Linked DNA regions of Mus musculus: region 2 is linked to region 1. A link is a loop called in an ENCODE intact Hi-C map of the cell type or tissue named here. Cell type or tissue: heart. All regions are shown on one strand. Links, peaks and the distances in the headings refer to the core of each region. The heading gives the core; the rest is flanking DNA. Region 1 holds the start of Dpf2 (D4, zinc and double PHD fingers family 2). Region 2 holds the start of Znhit2 (zinc finger, HIT domain containing 2).

Region 1 (5,368 bases), core at 293-5,292:
TTTAGGGTGCTGGCTAATCAAACCAGGATCTCTTATATGCTAAACAAGCACTCTACCAACTGAGCCACATTCCTAGCCTCAAAAAGCACACACTGAGGGCAGAAAGGACTTCTTACCCATAGCATCCCGTTTACCCATAAGGTGTCTAGATCGCATCAGGGTGGATTTGGGAGTGAAAAGCCTGGCTTGGCTCTAACCACCACATGGACACAGCCATGTAACTAAGTAACCTGTATGAACCTCCATTCCTCTCCCATAGATTGGAGCAGTTAGACTAGATGAGCTCTGACCTACCAGGATTCTGATGAAGAGAATAGGGATAAGAATGCATGAAAAGCAGGAAGGAGTAAGGTCTCAGTGTCTAATGCTATTACTAAAGCTGTATCAACAAGCCCTAATGTAGACTCTGATGGGGACTTTCACTGAGCAGTCACAAGAGACCACTGCACAGCTTAGTTTGTTCCCAGCAAACACAGCACACACAGCAACACTACAAGTACAGCCTGAGTGGGTTCAGTGAGCAGGAATAACTATAATTAAGGGATAAATGTGCTGGAGAGCACAGCACAGAAGAGAGCAGGCTCACACTGGCTCGCCTTTAGGAGGCAGCCACGTCCTTACCACACAGGAAAATTGGATAAACAAGGCTGACTGCAGCAGCTCCTTTGTTTCTGCTGATGGGAATTGATACTGACACTGGAAGTCAAACGGAAGAAAGGACCAGCCCTGTGGGGCTGAAGACTGCAAAGTCAGAGTGCGGAGCCTGAGGGAGGCCTGGAGGGATGACTGGAACGTCCAGTCGGGGCCCCTGCAGGCCAGGTAAGATTCTAGAAGGCCAAGCAGGTGCTCTAGTAGGAAAGATGGCCGGATAAGACTGCATGAGTGTGTGCATGTGTGCGTGTGAAGAGAGCAAAAGAGGAGAGTGCACACAAATTCAAGACTCTGTAGCAAAAAATTCCAAGCTTCTGTTATTCTATGGATAGCCTTATATAACTCTAGAAAGTTTTAAAAACTAGCTGGCAGCCATGGTTATTTTAACACTAGTATTTACTCTAATAAGACCACTATAAAGACTATTTCAACCATGACGTTGTAATTGAGAAAAACAGAAAATTAAGACAGAAAGTCTTCTCACACGGCAAAAAATGAAAAAGATGAGCTAGTGGTCTTTCCCTCAGTGAGTGATGGCAGCTGACAGAAGACAGAAGCATACTATTTTTTTTAAAAAGGCATCAGAAAGGCATCTTTCCAGAGTGAGAATGGTGTGAGAATCAAAGCCTTCCCTGTAAAGGGAAAGTTCCCCGGGGAACATGTTAGGAGCTTCCAGTCTTCTGCACTACAGCTGAGGAGAAGCAAGTTAGTGCCCCACTGATACTCAGGAACCAGTGAGTTAAAGAGGCATGAAGAGCAATGCTCTATTTAAATGGGCACCCAACACTTAAAATACTACACCAATGGGTTGGCAACTCCATTTTCTGCCAGACCATCTTTCAACATGAAGAACTCCATTGACATCTAATTCTGAAAACCTAGGCAAGCATATTCTTTTAGACAGTAAGATTTTCAGGGTAAAAGCTGTGACTCCTCCTTTCACAGGAAACCTGGGGGGTGGGGAGGGGGCACAGGACAACTCCCCTTCCAGGGGAATAAGGGGGGTCCAACAAAGAGAAAGGCAGGGTAATAAAGACTTAACTTCTGAGTCCAGAAGGAGAACTATAAAATTGGTAAATTAACAGCCTCATTTCTAAATTGAGGGAAATGTCAGCCTGAAGAGAGCCGGGGATCCGGAGTGGGCAGATCACAGAGATAATAGCGTTGGGAGGAGGGGTGGTTGAAATAGGCAGCAGGATGAAGCCAAAAGCGAGATTAAAAAAAAAAAAAAAGCCACAAGAGAAGGCACTTAGCTTAATGGAAGTGGAAAAGCATTTTCAAAGAAAGGGGCTGCAAGCAGCAGGGAAGAAGCAACTTAACCTTAAAAAAAATTTTTTAAAAGCCTCTTGGGACGATTGGGGCTCAGCCCACGACAAAGACAGATAAAGCTGCGAAAAGTCCTCCAGAATGGTTCCAAAACCTTTACTTTGTCATCCAGAATCCAAAAGCTTTGATTGGACAGCTGAAACACTTCAATTTCTCTATCCTTACATCACGTCTAACATGGCCATTAAGGGAAGAGAAGGCCATTCTTAAATCCAATGGGCACCCCGTTCCAAAACTCTGATTCTTCTTCAAGAAGGAAGGAAGAGCCTCATCCAAACATCTCCAACTGAGGGGAAGCGACTAGCAGGCCAGTCCCCGTTCCCGGTGTCGCCCAACAACCGTTTATTTCAGCTCCACTGGAAATCTGACCCGCACAATGGCATCTGGGGGACAGAGAACGCCCACCTCAGGGCTCCTGCGGACTGGAAGGCCATCTGGCTCCGGTCTAGTTCCCCACTCCCCGAAGTTCTGCTCTTGGACCAGTTCTTCCCAAGAACATTTTTAGTTTCGTGGACCCCGGATTTCCCGGTTAACGTCACCAGGCTGCTTAAGTCTTAGGACTCCGCAGGGACGGCGGAGCCTATGGCCCCAGGGACGGCGGTGGGCGGGGAGGGGACCCCGATCTCCTAGTGCCGCCGGCCTCGGCTTGGCGGGACTGACGCGTCTCCAGAGAGGGGCCAGGGACCGTGAGCCTCTCCTTCGCAGCCCGCAGCTCCGCTCGGGGCTCGGCCCGCGAGGAGGACACCCGTCGGGGGCTCCGGTGTGCCCCCCTCCAGTCCTCCACAAGTTTCCAAAAGAAGCCCAGCGCCGTCTCCCGAGTCTCCTGTTGCCCTCCCTCCCAGCAGTCGCACAGCAAGGACTTCCCGGGCATGTCCTTCTCTCTACCTTGTCTCTTCCCGCACCTCCCTCTCTACTCCCAGGTCCTTTACAAGATTTCTGGTACATGAGAGATTAAAAAAGAAAAAAGAGACAAACAAACAAAAAAGACCACTCACAGCTTCACTACATTCTCCACCACAGCCGCCATCTTCCCTGTTCCTCTCCCTCAGGCCGGGAGGCCCCGAAACCTACAACGCGCAGGCGCTAAGCCTTCTCAGGACACAGGGTCCTCGACCCTCTGCGCAGGCGCAGCTAGGGGGTGCGCGCACGCACAGGCCCACGAGAGCGAGCGCTCGAGAACGACCTGTCCTGAAGGAGCCTAGGATCCCAGTGCGCAGGCGCGATTGGAAAACTTACATGCCCTCTGCAGCTCATTCTAGAGATCCGTCTCCCCTCCATTTAGTGACGCCTCAGCTAGGAGATCTGGCTCGGTTGGAAAGTGAGAAAGGTAAGTGAAAAGGCCACGCGGATAGGCTAGAAGTTGCAAACAGTGTCCTGCCTGGCTGGCCGTTAGCCACGAGGTTGACACACAGGGAGAGATTGGTGGGTAGGTAGTGAAAGGTCAGAGTCCCAGTCCTTTAGGTACCTCTGTTCCCAGTCAGCCCATTTTAGAGAATGGAAAGTGAGTGCCCAAAATGGGCTGTTCTTGGGCCTGACTCTCATTCGGACAATTCCTGCCAGTAAACCCGGTCCTTGAACTTCACTGGCACCCACCTCTTCTCTCTTGCTTGCCTCTCTCTCCCTCTTCCTCTCCCTCTCTCTCCCTCTCCCCTCTCCCTCTCTCTCCATTCCTTTGCTCTGTATGTCTGTCTTTGTGTGCGTGCATGTGCCATAGCATATGTGTAAGAGTGAGAGAGCAGCTTGGGGATGTGAGTTCTTTCATTCTACTTTGTACCTGGGGGATGGTGGTCAGGTTGTCAGGCGTGGTGCCCAGAGTCCGTATCTGCTGTGTCATCCCACAAGCCCTTGATTGCTATTACCAAGCCATTCTCCACATTGAAAGTTTTCACTGGTGTGACTAGCCCTCTTAGTTCTATACTATTTATTTCTCCTTCAGTATCGAGTTATGCAAATCCATGAACAAACATGTTTCCCCTTAAAGAAGAAACCAGCCGGGCGGTAGGGGCACACACCTTTAATCCCAGCACTTGGGAGGCAGAGACAGGAGGATTTCTGAGTTTAAGGCCAGCCTGGTCTACAAAGTGAGTTCCAGGACAGCCAGGGCTACACAGAGAAGCACTGTCTCAAAAAAACAAAAGCAAAAACAAAAACAAAACAAGAAGAAGAAGAAACCAACAGGACTCCCTTAAGCCCATTGGCACTGCATCTCAGCCCATTTCTTTTCACTCTTTCTAAGCAGATTTTCATTCGTATTCTGTACTGCCCTGTTTTCCTAGGCTCTCTTCTGCTTACTGAGTGCTTTTGTTCCCACCAGGCCTTTTGAAATAACTCCTAACAAAGTCACCAAACCTCGGTTTCAATGGATTTAGAAGCGATCTACTCTCTGTCCATGTTGGACCTGATATATATGTGTATATGTATATGTATGCATAGATTGTCTTTTTTTCTTTAGGAGGTAGGAGGATTGCCACAAGTTCAAGGCCCATGCAGGCTACACAAGCTCCAAGCCACTGGGGCTACATAGAAAACCTGAGGGACAATAGCAACAAACAGCAAAAGTTCCCAGAGCCTCCACTCAAGTGGAAACTTCTGGTTTCCTTAACAACTTAGTCACATCATGTGATGTTTTTCTGGAAGCTGTCTTGTGAGAGGACATGTAATATTTTGCCGAAAACAGATACCTGAGAGAGTGTGTGATGTTTAGAAAGAATATAACTGGAACCCCACGAACAATGAGAGGGAGTTCTTGCATGGCTATACCATCAATGCTTCGCTGGTCTTCACTTCATAGGGAGAAACTCACTCGCCAAACAACGTCTCGTGGTATCCTGGCTGACTCTGGCCGCTTCAGCAGAGCCTGGCTGTTCCTGCTGGATTGTGCTACTGCTACAGATTCATGTTTGGTGTTTGCTATTGAACTGGGCTGCTTATATCCTGACACGGAAGAGTGGAATCGCCCAAAGCAAGTACTTCTAATCAGGTCCACAACTCCCTTTGCCTTTAACCTTGCTTTTTCCCTACCTCTGGTTGGTGGGCTAAAAGGGAGGGTTAAGAACCCCAAATAAAGTCAGTTTTGAAAAACCTAAGCTCACACTACACAGCGGCTCTGTATAAATCCAACTCCAAGATCCAACATTCTCTTTTGACCACTATAGACACCCTGGCTCAATGGGACGCTATCTTAGTTAGACACCATGACTAAGGCAACTCTTATAATTACAATATTTAATTGGGACTGGCTTACAGTTTCAGAGGTTCAGTCTATCACCATAGCAGGAAGCTTGGCAGCATCCAGGTAGACATCCAGCATCCAGGAGGAGCTGAGAGTTCTACATCTTATTCAGAAGACAAACAGGAAAAGACTGACTTCCAGGTAGCTAGGAGGAAGATC
Region 2 (5,368 bases), core at 323-5,322, 150 kb after region 1:
CATGGGAGACCGCGCAATCCCCCGCCTTGATTACCGTACCGCGACCTTTCTCCTGGGCTGCTCCCTATCATCACTCACAAGCCTTTCTTCCTTCAGTAGCCAACATGCAGCTCTTTGTCCGCGCCCAGGAACTACACACCCTCGAGGTGACCGGCCAGGAGACGGTCGCCCAGATCAAAGTAAGTATGTACTGATCCCTGATTCCTAACTGCACTCCTTTACCTCCAGGCCCACGGGGAAAGTTTGTCTACTTATAAACATTGCTCCTTTTTTTCCTTAAGGATCATGTGGCCTCCCTGGAAGGCATTGCCCCCGAAGATCAAGTCGTGCTTCTGGCAGGCTCGCCGCTGGAGGATGAGGCCACCCTAGGCCAGTGTGGCGTAGAGGCCCTGACCACTCTGGAAGTAGCAGGCCGCATGCTGGGAGGTGAGTGCTTTTTTTCAGAGCTAATGGAATGTCTGTAGGTAAACCATGTGATAGGTCCTTTCTCTGATAGTATACTTGTGCCTTCTAGGGACTTTAGATCGTAGTGATAGTTAAGTCTGGTTTTCAGTATCCCCACTAAAACCTGGTGGTAGGGAGGCAGTGACGCAATCGGATCACTGTGAATTCCAGGCCAACCAGGGCTACACAGAGGAGCTCTGTCTAGGAAAAAAGCAAAAGGAAAGTAATAATAATTAAAGTCTTGTTATTAGGTTCTCAGTGTGCTCCTCCTGTCTTTGCTCTGTGTGTAGAATGTTAGCTAAGAGTATGGATTGGTTTTTAGAGTCCTTGCCTTAGTATCTGTCAGCTCTCAGCACTGCACAAACTGGTTGTGACTTGAAGTGGAAGACAAGACGTGGACAGCTATGTTGTGACCCTGTCTCTAAGCCTGTGCAACTTTCATTCTTTGTTGGGCCCAACTTGTCATTAAAAAGCTCAAGAGTTGAGGGAGGAAGAGTTGCTCTGGGCGTGACCTTGCTACTTAACCTGATCCCTTTCCCCACCCCTAACACAGGTAAAGTTCACGGTTCCCTGGCTCGGGCTGGAAAAGTGAGAGGTCAGACTCCCAAGGTGAGTGATTGGTGTTTGGACTTTGTTTCTTTCTATCACAGCCAAGTGAAGGCCTTTGGATTTCCCGTCTGTGTTCTCTTATGGAGAGAAGCTGGTGGGCAGGCATGGGAGAGGTCACCCAGGGTCTGATCAGTCCTTCCTTTCCTCAGGTGGCCAAACAGGAAAAGAAGAAGAAGAAGACAGGCCGGGCCAAGAGGCGAATGCAGTACAACCGGCGCTTTGTCAATGTTGTGCCCACCTTTGGGAAGAAGAAGGGCCCCAATGCCAATTCCTAAGTCCTATTGCCACCCTGCCATGCTAATAAAGCCACTGTGTCCAGACTTCTTATGTTTTCTTCATTTGTAAGGCTGTGACTAGAGGCTAGCAAAGTGCCTTGGTCTCAAGTAGGAAAAAAAGGGGGGGGGCAGTGGTGGGGCACGCCTTTAATCCCAGCACTTGGGAGGCTGAGGCAGGTGGATTTATGAGTTGGAGGCCAGCCTGGTCTACAAAGTGAGTTCCAGGACAGCCAGGGCTACACAGAGAAGCCCTGTCTTGAAAAACAAAACAAAAAAACAAGGAATCCTTAGAAGATCACAGAGGATGTGTTTACTGAAAGGATAGCTGAGCCGAAATACAGAAATGTGACAAGTGGTATTGGAAAGGTACAGATTCTATGGGCTCTGCCAGACAGCTTTTGGGTTTGTGTTGGTTCACTTTCCATTATGACGGCACTAGTGTTTTTGTTACAGGCATGCCCTATAGATGATCCACTAAGGCAGATCACCCATCTACCCCTCTATAGACCTCATAATGCTTAACAATACAAACTAAATTTCAACACAACTTGAGGGAAAACATTGTTTTTTTTTTTTTGTTTGTTTTTTAAGATTTATTTATTTATTATATGTAAGTACACTGTAGCTGTCCTCAGACACTCCAGAAGGAGTCAGATCTCATTACAGATGGTTGTGAGCCACCATGTGGTTTCTGGGATTTGAACTCGGGACCTTTGGAAGAGCAATCGGGTGCTCTTACCCACTGAGCCATCTCACCAGCCCACATTGTTGGTTTTTAAAAGAGATTTATTTATTATATGTAAGTACACTGTAGCTGACTTCAGACACCTCAGAAGAGGGCATCAGATCTCATTATGGATGGTTGTGAGCCACCATGTGGTTACTGGGATTTGAACTCAGGACCTCTGGAAGTAGTCAGTGCTCTTAACTGCTAAGCCATCTTTCCAGCCCCTCGTTATCGTTTTGTTGTTTTTTGTTTGTTTGTTTGTTTGATTCAGGGTCTCACATAGGCCCAGGCTGGCCTCAATTTGATATGCTTACGTGTTACGTATTTTGAGCTCCAGATTTGTTAAACATGTCGGGTTTATTCATTTATTTTTGTCTGTTATTATTATCAATAATATTTTTTCGAGACAGGGTTTCTCTGTGTAGCCCTGGCTGTCCTGGAACTCACTCTGTAGACCAGGCTGGCCTCGTAACTCAAAAATCCGCCTGCCTCAGCCTCCCAAGTGCTGGGATTAAAGGCGTGCGCCACCACTGTCCGGCCTGTTGTTATTATTTTGTTGGCCTTTTCTTTTTTCAAGATAGAGCATGACTATGTAGCTGTATCCTGGAAAGCACTGACTACAGGAACTCACAGAAATCAGACTACCTTTGCCAACGCTGGGATTAAAAGCGTATGCCACTACGCCCTGCTAAGACCCTGGTGTGTTGTTTGGTGGTGGTGGTGGTTAGTTTTGTTATTTAAAAGGTAGTTTATTTTTGTACAATTTGGTACAACCATAAAGAACAAACTGGGATTAGCGACATGATTTTCCCAAATTCGGCGAGCAAACCTGTTCCTTTGGAAGAGTTTGGACGACTTCTGCGCTTGCTCAAAGAAGTACTGGAGACACGAAAGTTACCGAGAAGTTTCGGAAATGTGCGGAAAGGAGGCCACGCCCGCCAACCACCCCCACACATAAAGGCGGAAATAACCAAAGAAGCGCCGGAAGTGGCGGAGCTGATACGGGACAGGCGGCACCAGTTTCCATGGAGCCCGCTGGGCTCTGCGGCTTCTGCCCGGCCGGGGAAGCGCTGCCTGCGCGCTACACCTGCCCGCGCTGCAATGCTCCCTACTGCTCGCTGCGCTGCTACCGGGCGCACGGCGCCTGCGCCGAAGACTTTTACCGCGACCAAGTGCTGCGAGAGCTCCGTGGCCGAAGCGCTTCGCCCAGCCGTCTGGCGGGCGCGTTACGCCGGCTGCGCGAACAACGCGAGGCCGAGGATGAGCCCGAGGAAGCAGGCCTCGGGCCCGGGGCGCGGCCGGGCGGCCTTTCTGGACTTTGGGAACGTTTAACGCCGGCTGAGAAGGCGGCGTTCGAGCGGCTGCTGAGCCGTGGCGAAGCCGGACGCCTTCTGCCTCCGTGGCGGCCCTGGTGGTGGGGCCGCGGCACCGGCCCACGTTTGCTGGAGGAGCTGGATCATGCCGCGAACAGAGATCTTGCGGAGCCGGAGCCCGCCCCTGCGAGGACCGCGCTGCAATCTGGGGATGATGCCGCTGCCGCAGAGCCATTTGCTGAAGACTCCTGTGCCGCCAGACCGCTAGCATTGCCTGCTCGCATCCCAGCACTGGCCAGTCTGAGCCGCAGCCCGGCATCGCCGCTGGTGCGCTTCCAGCTGCCCAACGTGCTGTTCGCCTACGCTCATACTCTCGCCCTGTATCATGGAGGGGACGACGACGCGCTACTCTCTGACTTCTGTGCCACCCTGCTCGATGTTTCTGGGGCCCTGGGAGCCCAGCAAGTCTTTGGCTCTACAGAGGAAGCCCTGCAGGCCGCAGCCCACGTACTGGAAGCGGGCGAGCACCCACCTGGGCCCCTGGGTACGCGGGGTGCTATGCAAGAAGTTGCCCGAATCCTGCTGGGCGAGGGTCCAGTCAATCAGAAAGGCTACACTCTGACAGCACTGGGGCACCTAGCTCAGACCCTGGGACGAGCCCGGAAGCAGGCTGTGATTGGTGGAGAGCGAGATCGACTTTACCGGGCTCGGAAGAAGTGCCAGTTCCTGCTGGCTTGGACCAACGAAAACGAGGCTGCCCTCACACCCCTGGCGCTAGACTGTGCCAGAGCCCACCGAGCCCATGCTGTGACAGCTGAGGAGATGGCAACGCTTACTGGAGAGTTAGAACGGCTTTGGGGAGGCCCAGTGCCACCCACTCCAAGGACTCTCATTGAGGAACTCCCTGGCTGAACTGGGTATCCATGTCATTAATAAAGATGTGTCTGGTCTGCCCGAATGTCAGCAGTGCCTTTTCCGTAAAGATAGTGCCCTGTCCTAGGCTTCTCTTGAAGTTACTGTGTAGTTGAGGATGACCCTGGAACTTTGATCTGTCACCCACCTGGACAGTGAGAGGTTACAGGGGTTAACCACCTTGCTAATGTACACAGTGCTGAATAGCCGAGGCGTCCTGTGTGCTACACAAGCACTCTATAACTGAACTACATCACATCCCCCAGGCCTGAGGTGCCCAGTTGTCTCTCCTCGTCAGACTTTTGGACCCACAAACCACTTCTAAGCTTTCCTTAGTCAACTAGTCACCCCCAAGCCTCAAGTCACTGGCCCCAGGATAGAAGAAAAACACAGGAAAGGTTGAAAACATTTATTCAACAGGGAAAAATACTTTCCTTCTGGAAGCAGTGGCTTCCTCTTGCTTTCAACCTCTTAGGTGGACCTGCTTCAGTAGACATAGGGTATGATTCGGTAAGGCACACGCTTGCAGTACTCCTGCCAGGCACGGCCATACTTTTGGAGGCACTGCTGCTCATCTCTGGCCTCGCGGTGCACCAGCAGTGCAGTGAAGTAGAGGACGTAGAAGTAGGGCAGCAGATGGGATAGCCCTGGAGGGAAGGGACCCATGGGATAGCCCTGGAGGGAAGGGACCCATGGGATAGCCCTGGAGGGAAGGGACCCATGGGATAGCCCTGGTGGGAAGGGGCTGCATGATCAGGCACTAGCACCCATTTCATATAAAAGCTTTCACAGCTGATGGCACACAGGGTGTCGGGTCATAGGTTTTGTGTCCACCTCCATTAACTGATTAGTCAGTCCTCCCACCAGGCACACCGACCTACTCCAAAACCCACTCACCACAGGGCAAAGACCATGCCAGAGCCATGATGAGATCTCCCAGGTAGTTGGGGTGTCGAACCATACCCCACCACCCAGACACCAGCAGCTGCCTCCCCGTGGCAGTCGGGATGGTCTCAAGACCTAGAAATACAGCTAATGAAACGGAACCACAGAGCCTTCCTGGTTCATCTCACCCATAACCTCTAAGA

Evidence for each region. A loop is a pair of places that touch in the nucleus more often than their neighbours do. Peaks named below come from ENCODE experiments on the same cell type or tissue, not always from the same donor. Only the 100,000 strongest peaks of a DNase experiment are listed, where the experiment ranks them.
Region 2: a loop joins it to region 1, with 2.7 times the contacts of the local background. A loop is called at or near these places in 1 of 42 quality-filtered maps.

The regions. Positions count from the first base shown.
Region 1 is chr19:5,909,769-5,915,136 of GRCm38, forward strand. Dpf2 (D4, zinc and double PHD fingers family 2) reads right to left here and starts at 3,103. Exons shown (of 11, transcript NM_011262.5): 1 at 2,973-3,103. The coding sequence starts at 3,004. It overlaps Gm42067 (predicted gene, 42067), which reads left to right and starts at 3,186. Exons shown (of 2, transcript NR_168272.1): 1 at 3,186-3,304; 2 at 4,769-5,063. In heart, for the core only: CTCF peaks have their summits at 616 and 3,109; a DNase peak (open chromatin) is centred at 3,123; H3K4me3 peaks cover 3,497 bases; H3K27ac peaks cover 2,000 bases.
Region 2 is chr19:6,058,147-6,063,514 of GRCm38, forward strand. It overlaps Fau (Finkel-Biskis-Reilly murine sarcoma virus (FBR-MuSV) ubiquitously expressed (fox derived)), which reads left to right. Exons shown (of 5, transcript NM_007990.4): 2 at 97-179; 3 at 282-426; 4 at 998-1,053; 5 at 1,203-1,378. The coding sequence starts at 105. The coding sequence ends at 1,328. Znhit2 (zinc finger, HIT domain containing 2) reads left to right here and starts at 3,061. Exons shown (of 1, transcript NM_013859.2): 1 at 3,061-4,322. The coding sequence starts at 3,081. The coding sequence ends at 4,280. It overlaps Tm7sf2 (transmembrane 7 superfamily member 2), which reads right to left. Exons shown (of 10, transcript NM_028454.2): 9 at 5,178-5,300; 10 at 4,675-4,927. The coding sequence ends at 4,767. In heart, for the core only: a CTCF peak has its summit at 3,190; DNase peaks (open chromatin) are centred at 1,045, 3,035, 4,025 and 5,135; H3K4me3 peaks cover 3,419 bases; H3K27ac peaks cover 2,464 bases.